Linked DNA regions of Homo sapiens: all the other regions are linked to region 2. The links are chromatin contacts, found by Hi-C in ENCODE. All regions are on one chromosome and are shown on one strand. Each heading gives the region's core, a stretch centred on a gene start or an enhancer-like site at or near the end of the contact. The rest is flanking DNA. Distances are from core to core; before and after follow the strand shown. Region 1 holds the start of CDX2 (caudal type homeobox 2). Region 2 holds the start of MAB21L1 (mab-21 like 1). Region 3 holds the start of PDX1 (pancreatic and duodenal homeobox 1).

What was found. Hi-C counts contacts between places; a loop is a spot of excess contacts on that map. Pooled maps may share reads with other maps.
Region 1: a loop to region 2 is called in a pooled map, with 13 times the contacts of the local background. The contact joins the promoter of CDX2 here to the promoter of MAB21L1 in region 2. A Hi-C loop is called at or near these places in 3 of 50 pooled maps.
Region 3: a loop to region 2 is called in a pooled map, with 21 times the contacts of the local background. The contact joins the promoter of PDX1 here to the promoter of MAB21L1 in region 2. A Hi-C loop is called at or near these places in 5 of 50 pooled maps.

What each region holds. Positions count from the first base shown.
Region 1 is chr13:27,968,029-27,971,486 of GRCh38, reverse strand. It overlaps CDX2 (caudal type homeobox 2), which reads left to right and starts at 2,172. Exons shown (of 3, transcript NM_001265.6): 1 at 2,172-3,021. The coding sequence starts at 2,481. RefSeq lists enhancers at 1-169, 2,246-2,937.
Region 2 is chr13:35,474,557-35,478,125 of GRCh38, reverse strand. MAB21L1 (mab-21 like 1) reads left to right here and starts at 1,437. Exons shown (of 1, transcript NM_005584.5): 1 at 1,437-3,569. The coding sequence starts at 1,988. The coding sequence ends at 3,067. All of the region lies in intron 41 of NBEA (neurobeachin), which reads right to left. RefSeq lists an enhancer at 1,865-2,861.
Region 3 is chr13:27,918,159-27,921,619 of GRCh38, reverse strand. It overlaps PDX1 (pancreatic and duodenal homeobox 1), which reads right to left and starts at 1,620. Exons shown (of 2, transcript NM_000209.4): 1 at 1,076-1,620. The coding sequence starts at 1,481.

The DNA.
Region 1 (3,458 bases), core at 923-3,422, 7.5 Mb after region 2:
GGGACAATTAGCCAGCGGCCGGCAGCCTGGGCCATAAAAAAGCAGGAAGCGGCCACCGCAGGGCGGAGGGAATGGCTGTCCCTAATAAAGCGATTGTTCCAAAGAATGCCCGCATTCCGAAGACATAGGCTGGAGCCTCAGCCTCGGCTTCCAGAGCTCAGGCCTGGGAGCGGGGATGGTATGGGGGATGGAAAGGGGAATTGTGTCTCCAGGAAGAGGAGGAAGATGTTTGCTAGATCAAAAGTTCGAAGTGCCCACCACTTAACCTCCCACATTCCCACCCCATCAGGTCTGCGGACCTCCCCTACTGCCCTTCTCTCAATGATTCGGATTTTGTAACGGGGTTTGCAATTTGCTTCCGGTTGTATTTCTCAGGAAGTCCGATGACACTCGGCTGTCCAGGCCAGGCGCTGGAAGTCCCCCAGGAGGACCAGCTCGGTCTCCCACCTCTTGAGTGCACAGCTCCTTGGCCCCTGAGTACCCCACCACCCCCATTTCCAGCCTTCTTCCTTACAAACACGAAGGGTGGGAGGAACCAGAAAACAGGGGATCCCGCAGCCCTAGGCTAGTTCTGATCGCTTTCAGGTGTCTGCAGAGGCAAGTTGCTGGTTGTCACCTGTAAAATGGGGAGGATAAAAACACCTCCCAGATTTTGTTCTAGATCCTAGGGGGATGTGAGGCTCAAGGGAGATAAAGGACACTGGAGAGCACCCTAGAAATGACAGGATGAAGGCGATGGTGACAAATATCCGAGCGAAACGCTTGACAATGAGAACAGACAAGTGCAGGTCTCCAGGAGTGCCGCGAGCGCCCGCGGGTTCTGAGAGCGCTCAAAGCCGCCGAGTCAGGCTGCCCAGCCCGCCGGGCCTCGCCGCAGTGATCCTCATTCCCGAATCTGGCAGCGCTGTCAAAGGCTTGTATTAGGAGGTGAACGGCGGCCGCAGGCCCACTCCACGCGGTTGCTGAAACCGAGCTGGGCGCGCGCGGGGGCCGAATCTCGCCGCCTCCGCGCTCCTGTCGGGGCAGCTCCCGATCCCGGGCTGCGCGGCTTCGGTCCCCAAGACGGCCACTTCCAGCCCTAGGCCCCTTGGCCGCAGCGCTTCCCAAACCAAGAGAGATCCTTTCTCAACTCAGAGCTTTTCATTAGCAGTCGTTAATAATGGCCCTGAGTTGCCTTATCATCTCCTGGAAATGAGAAATAAATTTCTTCGGAGAACGTTTCCCTTTGTAAAGGACAGAGAGTTTTAAAGATACAGGTATGATGTAAGACACATAAATACCTAGGTAAGCATTAGCAGAAATTCTCTTTTCCTTATATTTAAGTATAATAAACATACAAGTGTAGCTCAATGAATTTTCACAAACTGACATTCTGTGTAACCAGCAGCCTAAGAAACTGCTTTACCAACGATCCCCTAGCTCGCCTCCAGTTATGCACGCCAATAACCACTAGCCTAACTTCTACCACATGCCCATTACTTCTGTAGTTTAAAACTTCTGATTCTTGAATGTAAACGTTTAACAATAAATCGCTTGAATTTAACTCAAATTTCAAATGTAAGATGAAGTCAGAGATGCAGCCTGAATCTAGGATCATAATTTGTCTTGTGCGGAGGGCGAGTAATTTCCTTGGGCAAGAAAATAACTGGAGGTGACAGTTGTTTGGGGCTGCAGTCGTCCGGGCCAGGAGCACAGGGCGGGAAGGAATGGCCCATCTCTTAGGGCTCTCTGCTTGTCACCTACCAGGTTGGTCAGAAACGTTCTCATCAAAGCAATGGTTCTCTTTTCTTTTCTCTTTGGGACAGAAGGAGTTTCTTGACCGCCCTCTTCCCTGCAAATGCATAAACAACCACTGCTCCTGTCTCCAAGCTCAGATTCCTACCAAGATAGCCTTTTCTCTTCCCCTCTCTTTTGTAAGTCTCTTGATTTCATTCTTTGAACCTGTGATTGGAGGTTAAAGTGCACCAGGTTGGAAGGAGGAAGCTCTTAACAATAAAGGTTTGAATATTTAGCTGTGTCAGGTCGCTGCCCTCTCACGAGCCTCCCTCCCCTTTATCTTTTAAAATGCAAATTATGTTTCGAGGGGTTGTGCGTAGAGTGCGCGCTGCGCCTCGACGTCTCCAACCATTGGTGTCTGTGTCATTACTAATAGAGTCTTGTAAACACTCGTTAATCACGGAAGGCCGCCGGCCTGGGGCTCCGCACGCCAGCCTGTGGCGGGTCTTCCCCGCCTCTGCAGCCTAGTGGGAAGGAGGTGGGAGGAAAGAAGGAAGAAAGGGAGGGAGGGAGGAGGCAGGCCAGAGGGAGGGACCGCCTCGGAGGCAGAAGAGCCGCGAGGAGCCAGCGGAGCACCGCGGGCTGGGGCGCAGCCACCCGCCGCTCCTCGAGTCCCCTCGCCCCTTTCCCTTCGTGCCCCCCGGCAGCCTCCAGCGTCGGTCCCCAGGCAGCATGGTGAGGTCTGCTCCCGGACCCTCGCCACCATGTACGTGAGCTACCTCCTGGACAAGGACGTGAGCATGTACCCTAGCTCCGTGCGCCACTCTGGCGGCCTCAACCTGGCGCCGCAGAACTTCGTCAGCCCCCCGCAGTACCCGGACTACGGCGGTTACCACGTGGCGGCCGCAGCTGCAGCGGCAGCGAACTTGGACAGCGCGCAGTCCCCGGGGCCATCCTGGCCGGCAGCGTATGGCGCCCCACTCCGGGAGGACTGGAATGGCTACGCGCCCGGAGGCGCCGCGGCCGCCGCCAACGCCGTGGCTCACGGCCTCAACGGTGGCTCCCCGGCCGCAGCCATGGGCTACAGCAGCCCCGCAGACTACCATCCGCACCACCACCCGCATCACCACCCGCACCACCCGGCCGCCGCGCCTTCCTGCGCTTCTGGGCTGCTGCAAACGCTCAACCCCGGCCCTCCTGGGCCCGCCGCCACCGCTGCCGCCGAGCAGCTGTCTCCCGGCGGCCAGCGGCGGAACCTGTGCGAGTGGATGCGGAAGCCGGCGCAGCAGTCCCTCGGCAGCCAAGGTAAGCAGAGGCTGCGCCCCTTCGGAGGGTGCTTGGGAAGGCGCGGGTCGAGCCAGTGGCTGCTGCGCGTCGCGCGTCCAGTGCGCACAGGGGCGTCCCGGGCTGTCTGGGAGCTCGGCGCCAGGAGGGGCACGGCCCGGAGACAAATTCGGGGGCCTCTGGCCCGTCGGGGCTTCTCTGACCTACTGAGCCTGGGAGTGAATATTCTGAGTCTCAACACCGTGTTCAGGCGTCCTCTTTCCAAGAGCTCCTCATTCGCAACCCCGGGACACCTTCGGGAAGCTCCGGGGAATGTCGGCGTGAGCACTGCTGGACGCCGGCAGAATCGCGTCCTCCGGCACTTGCTGCGGCATGCATTCCTTGCGTGGCTCCTGGCCGCCGAGGAGAGAGGGAGGCTCGAACCTTCTTGGGCTAGGTCTAGGCCATTTATCTCCGCT
Region 2 (3,569 bases), core at 188-2,687:
GGGAGCCCTGAAGAATATCTTGTTAAAAGTGACTCTGAAAGTGTCTACAAACATGTTACCGGGAGTTATAGGATTTGACGGGAAATATTCTTAATTGGAAAGACGTGGCATCTAAATTAAAGGTAGACAATTAAAAAAATCCACCTAGTTTTAAAAACCACAACGTAACCACTAAGTAGTATTTCTTTAGTTTCCTGTACTTTGAGGACACAACTGGACCACCAACTAGAAAAAAAAATTCCTCCTCCTGTTTCCAGGTTCCAAAATTCAGAAATGAAATGATTTATTTCATTTTTGTTTTCAAAATGATGTTTAAATCCAAAAAACCCCCCAGATAACTGCAAGTTAATTTTCTTTGCAAATGTTAACCATTTTCCCTTAATTAAATCACACGAAATAGTATAAAATTAGAAGTCTACTGCCAGGTCACCACTTAAGGACACTTAAGACAGGAGATATATCCTTAATTATACATCTGTAAACAAGCCAGATACCCCAAACCTTCAATTTTTCGGGATAGTTATCTGTGAGGAAGCTTGATCTCTATGATCTCACCTGAATTTTATGTACTAAAATACAGGTCACTATGAAATAACGCTAAAGTACTCTGTCCATCCCACAGACAATTTATTTTTCAAATGTTTCTATAAGTGCATATATAGCGTTGTGTCCTGCTTGTAATGCTGGGCAAGTCCACCAAAGTGCAAAGACTGCATCTGCTGGGGCAGAGGGATGTACGAAATATTTTTTAAATATCCTAACTTAAACAGGGGTAGAACATCTCACACACTCAGCAATAATTTTCAGATTCAACAAATGGAGAAAAGAAAAAAACATAAGTAAAAAAAGAGCATACTACCTCCATAACGTTTCAAAAAATCATTTTAACATATAGGAACATCCAGAATGAGAAAATTACACAGGTACTCCTCCATCTAAAGCCAACTTCCATATGCCAGTAGTCTGCATGAAAGAACAAACTTTCAACCTGCATTTAAGAAGACCCCAAGGATTAACAGACGTTAATTATCTTACTCTAAATGCAAGTTAGTGATTTTGTTTTAGAAAACCCCGTCAAGATCACTAATTGATGGATGCCCATTAATACACCTGTATTTGCATTTCAGCGGTAAAAGACAAGCAGGTTTTCGGCACAGAAGAGAGCCGCTTTGCCAAGTCTTTTCAAAACGTCAATATGCTTCAAGTAATACCAAAGCTGAGAGATTCCTCTTGATTTCCAAACTGTCTAGGTGGCCTGAGTGGTTTTCCGCCGGCAGCAGCCTCCTACCTTTAGTTTGTGTGCCTATATCCATGAGTGGGGATTAATTAGCCGGGTTGGAGCTGAAGGAGGCTGTCGTGACGAGCCCAGTGGCGATTGGCCGCCCGCCTGCCTGGCCCTGCCTTTATAATTTCCACACGAGTGCATCTGGGCTCTTAGACAAACCAACAGCAGCTTCTTCTGACATATACACACGCACACTCACCCCGGACACACACTCAGCACACTTTTCCTCCATTTGATTAACAGTGCTGCACACACAATGATTACGGGAAAGCGCAAATAAATACGGAAAGGGGTGCTTATTTTGACTACTGGAAGAGCTTTGCTGGGTCTCAGCGCAACTTTTGTTTTTTATTCCTGAGAAGGTGATCTCTCCATGCGGTTCTCTCACACAAGGATTCTTTAAAAGAGGAAGAGAGACAAGCAGAGGGGGGAGGACAGTCTTTCACTTTAAGAACGGCTGGGCTCAAAGATAAAAGGAAGGGAAAAGCAGCAGCAGCAGCAGCAGCAGCAGCAGCAGCAGCAGCAGCAGCAGCAGCAGCAGCAGGGAAACCAACGCTGCAGCACTTCCGAAAGGCATTTTTGATCCATTTCTGAGTGTTGCGGCCCGTTTCTCCACCGAAGTTGGCTCCAGCTCTAGCAGCCGCATTGGATCCCACAGCTTACTGCGAGACTCCGGTGTACAATCCGGATCTCTGCCCCAACATGATTGCGGCCCAGGCCAAGCTGGTCTACCATCTGAATAAATACTACAACGAAAAATGCCAAGCCAGGAAAGCTGCCATTGCCAAAACTATCCGGGAAGTCTGCAAAGTAGTTTCCGACGTACTGAAGGAAGTGGAAGTGCAGGAGCCGCGGTTCATCAGCTCTCTCAACGAGATGGACAATCGCTACGAGGGCCTCGAGGTCATCTCCCCCACCGAATTTGAAGTGGTGCTTTATCTCAACCAAATGGGGGTGTTCAACTTCGTGGACGATGGCTCACTGCCCGGCTGCGCGGTGCTGAAGTTGAGCGACGGGCGCAAGAGGAGCATGTCCCTCTGGGTGGAATTCATTACCGCCTCCGGCTACCTCTCGGCGCGCAAAATCCGGTCCAGGTTTCAGACGCTGGTGGCTCAAGCGGTAGACAAATGTAGCTACCGGGATGTGGTAAAGATGGTGGCAGACACCAGCGAAGTGAAACTGAGAATCCGAGATAGGTACGTGGTGCAGATCACGCCGGCCTTTAAATGCACCGGGATCTGGCCGAGGAGTGCTGCCCACTGGCCACTTCCCCACATCCCCTGGCCGGGACCCAACCGGGTGGCGGAGGTCAAGGCGGAAGGTTTCAATCTCTTGTCCAAGGAGTGCCACTCCTTGGCCGGCAAGCAGAGCTCGGCGGAGAGCGACGCCTGGGTGCTGCAGTTCGCGGAGGCAGAGAACAGACTGCAGATGGGGGGCTGCAGAAAGAAGTGCCTCTCCATCCTCAAAACCTTAAGGGATCGTCACCTTGAACTGCCGGGCCAGCCCTTGAACAATTACCATATGAAGACTCTGGTTTCCTACGAGTGTGAAAAGCATCCCCGAGAGTCGGACTGGGACGAGTCTTGCCTGGGTGATCGGCTGAACGGGATTTTGCTGCAACTTATCTCCTGCCTGCAGTGCCGGCGGTGTCCCCACTACTTTCTACCGAACTTAGATCTGTTTCAAGGCAAACCTCACTCAGCTCTGGAAAACGCTGCCAAACAAACGTGGCGACTGGCAAGAGAGATCCTGACCAACCCGAAAAGTTTGGAAAAACTTTAGAGGATGATTTAATCAAGAGCCGAAATTATTACCCTTCTCAAAGTCCTTATTAAGTGTAAACTTCTGTTCAATTCCTAATATTCCACTCCGCAGTGCAAACAATCTCTTCCTTTAAAAAGGAATAATAATACAATATTTAAACATCATCTCACCCACCCCCACAAGGGGAGAAAAAGTAGGGGAAGCGGATGGAGAAAAACCCAAAGCCACTAGTATTAGAAGACTTCTTTCCACACGATTTCCTATCTCCCTTGAAAAGTACACCGTAACACTCCGTAAACAGCCCAGCTGTAACGCCAGACCGAGACGAACACTCTGCCTAACTATCAAAGGATTATAGCAATCCTGGTGATTTAGGTGCATCTGTCTGTGAGTAAACACGATTTGGATATGCCATCTGAAAGAAACTGTAATGTATATTTTGATTTGTAACAAATATTGTGATCTCACATTGTCTTTGAAAGTGTGGATGTTGGTGTTTTGTGATTTGGTGAACAGAACT
Region 3 (3,461 bases), core at 371-2,870, 7.6 Mb after region 2:
ATTTTCGGGGTGGGCCGGGGGACGCCGGCTCGAGCTGCTTCCCCCTACTCCCGGCTGCCAGTTGAAAGGAAAAGGCAACTATTTGCGGTGCAGGTGTGACCAGAAGTGGCTGAGGCACGGCAGCGATGACAGTGAGTAGCGGCGACGACACAGGCCGCGCCGGAACTTGCCGCTCGCGCGGGGCCGCAAAGGACCCGGGGGCTACCCCGTGCCTCCGGCTCCCGGCTCCGGGAAAGACCTTCTGTTCTCTGCCGGCGCGGAGGGCCGCAGGAACCAGGCCTCTCGCCTCCCCACCAGCTAGGCAGGGAGCGCCCATCTCCTGAAAAATTACTTCCTGGGAAGCGGTGCGGGGAGACAGCTTCAATTGCTTTCGGTTGGTGAAAAACGAATTCGCTTCTCAGATTGCTCTCCTAGCTGCCAGGCTCTGACGTTGAGAGGCCGGCTTTCAGCCTCGCGGTGAGCCCCCGCCTTGCCCCAGCCCCTTCCTCTTTACTCCTATCCTGTTTCCACAACCAGGGCAGCCGGACACTGCTGGGTTGGGTGCAGTTTCCTTTCCCTCCCTGCCTTTCTGCACCTACCTGGCGCCCCTAGATGCCTGCCCTTCCTTAACGAAGCGCGGGAAGTGAGGGGCTCCGGGGCTCCGAAGGCGATCTGGGGCCTGGGTCCGAGGCACCCATGTCCCTACTCGGCTTCCTCGATGTGCACTACCAAGGAGTCCTGGGTTCCCGGATCCCCTGCTGGAGGAGGATCTGTAGTGTCCGAAGCCCTGAGCAGGACTCAGCCTCGGCTCTCTAAGGATGGCGCTGGGAGCGCGGGCTCCTGGGGCGAAGATGGGCTCAGCGAACAGGGAAGGAAGGAGTGTACACTCCCAGGAGAGCTGGGTGGGAAAGATGCTTCAAACTGGACTAGAGAAGCACTGCTGTGAGGGATGGGCTCGGTAGCTCCCTGATGTAGTTTAGTCCGACCCGGGATAATCCAAGGCGCCGGGAACAGAGAGAAGGCTCCTGGGAGCGCTTGGAGGTAAGGCGGCCGGGTGAGAACCGGAAAGGAGAAAGGGGTGGGGAGCCAGGCTTACCTGCCCACTGGCCTTTCCACGCGTGAGCTTTGGTAGACTTCATCCATGGGAAAGGCAGCTGGACGCGGTTGGGCTCCTCCAGGACGCCCGGCTCGGCTCCCTCCGGGAAGGGCCCGGCGGGCGGGTGGGGGAGCGCGAGCTGAGCCGGGAGGTGGTGGTGAAGGTGCGCCACCGCGGGGTCGTCGGCGAGGGGGGGCACCTCGTACGGGGAGATGTCCGGGGGGCTGCCCTGCTCCAGCGCGCCCAGGGCGCCAGGGAACGGGTGCGGCGGCGGCGGCGGGGGCTGGCGGCCCATGTACAGGCACGCAGGGGGGCTGGCGCTGAACTCCGGCGCCGGGCCTCGCTGGAACGCGCATGGGTCCTTGTAAAGCTGCGTGGCCGCGTAGTACTGCTCCTCGCCGTTCATGGCTGCGGCCCGGGATTGGGCACCGGGAGCCGGGAGCCGGGAGCCGGGAGTCGGGAGCTGGAGCCGGGGATTTGGCACTGTGTGGCGTTCCCACTCCCGGCGCCACCCCTGCTCGCTTTGACAGCTCCGCACTGATCTCAGAGGGAACCCACAGCCAGCGCGGACCGGCGGGCCGGCCGCCGCACCATAGGCTCCGCGGGGCCCCACGTGGTTCAGCCGGGGGCCGTGATTGGCCTGGCTGGCCGCACTAAGAGGCTAGGCCCAGGTACCCGCGAGCACCTGCTTTTGTTCCAATTTTCTCTCTCAGCTGAGTTTGCTGCACACTCCTGAACGGGCAGCTGGCGGTGCTCCCCAAAATGGGCGCTCACGAAAACATTAGAACCACTCATTTATAGAAACATTTTCACCGTGGCTTAAAAGTTTCTATTTTCCTATATTTTTCTATTTTCTATTTTCCTATATTTTTTCTATTATATTTGATAATGGACATAGTGTGTTTGTTAATTGATGTAGTTTACAAGGAGACATGTTGAGTTTTTAATTTTTTATTTAACTGTTGCGGAATACGATAAAAAAAAAGTTTGCAGACCCAGCTCTCTAGGTCAGAAGCATTTGATTCTATTTTATTTATGAAGTTTGTTCACAGCCACAAAGATGTCGGTTAAAAAACACACGAAACTCTGGCATTCGTTGTGTGTTTTTACTTGTGGATGTGCTGCAAGTACTTCTGGGGTGTAAACGGTAACTTCTGAAGCATTCACAGAGACTTTTTTAAATTCTTTTTTTTAAAAAATTGAAGGGTATTACAAATTTGGGTTTTGGAAAATTGGGGCCCATTTGGCCAGCCCGGAACGTAGCTTCCCAATACAGCGAGGGGGAAAGACGCGGCCTTCCTCTTGGGGCTGCGAAGCAGGGGCAGGTGTTGGCACGGGGGTTCCAGACCCTTGACGACTCTCTACGGGCCGGGACCCTGGCGGAGTTTGCCGGCAGAGAACACTCACTCTCTTCTGCTTGCAATTGAAATAAGGCAAGCAGGAGAGGGGGAAGTGGAGGAAGAGTTACATATTTAGAAAAAGAAATAAAAACGCTGCATTTTCCATGATAACATCTGTGCTTGGCTTCAAACCATTCAGTAACTTCTGGGCATTCTGGGGTCCTGACTTAAACAGGGCCACTTTTTCTGCACCCACTGACGCGGATGGATGACCTCCGGGTGGCGGTGACGTCCAACCCCCTGCCTGGGCATGATCCGCTAGGCCTGGCGGCCTGACCAGCCTCTGACTGGATACTCCCGAAATGAGGACGTTTCTCGAAACGCCACCGTGGGTTTTAGAAAAACTAGACAGCTTTGCAGAAACGTCTCAGCAAGAGAGAGCTTGAACCACAAAGAACCAAGCCAGAGAAAAATCACTGCTCCGCCTTTCCTAAACAACGCACCAACATCCAGACCTTTGAGAGTCAATCTTAATGTATTTCTTTCTTCCTACTGGAAATATTTGTGTTTTAAGTGCGGATTGAGTGCTCTATTCTGAGGACTCTTTATTTTTATTAAAAGACAAAAAAGCCAGTCGGGAATGTGGACTTCTCTGCAGATTCCTTCTCTTGCGGGAGGCCGGTATAGTCTCAGCATTTGCTTCGATGTGTGAGAACTCATGTGTGTGGCTTCCTGGCCTGTGGCCTCATGTGTGTGGCTCTGATGTGTGGCTCCCTGGCTTGTAGATGCCCTTGCTGTCACCGAAGACAGGCCAAGGGAAGCACGGCGGCGGGCGGGGAGAGTTTCGGTGATTTCTTCAGGGAAAAGTGCCACCTGCAGTTTTGGTGGGGGCAGAGAGTGAAAGGCCGTGGGGCCCGGGCACCTAATCTCTGTGCGCCCGCGTCAATGAGTCCATTGTCTGCGGCCGCGGAGAACTCTACCCTATCACCCTGGCCGCGAGTGACCACATCGATCAGGAGGGCAGGCTGGAGGGGGTTGCCTGGCCG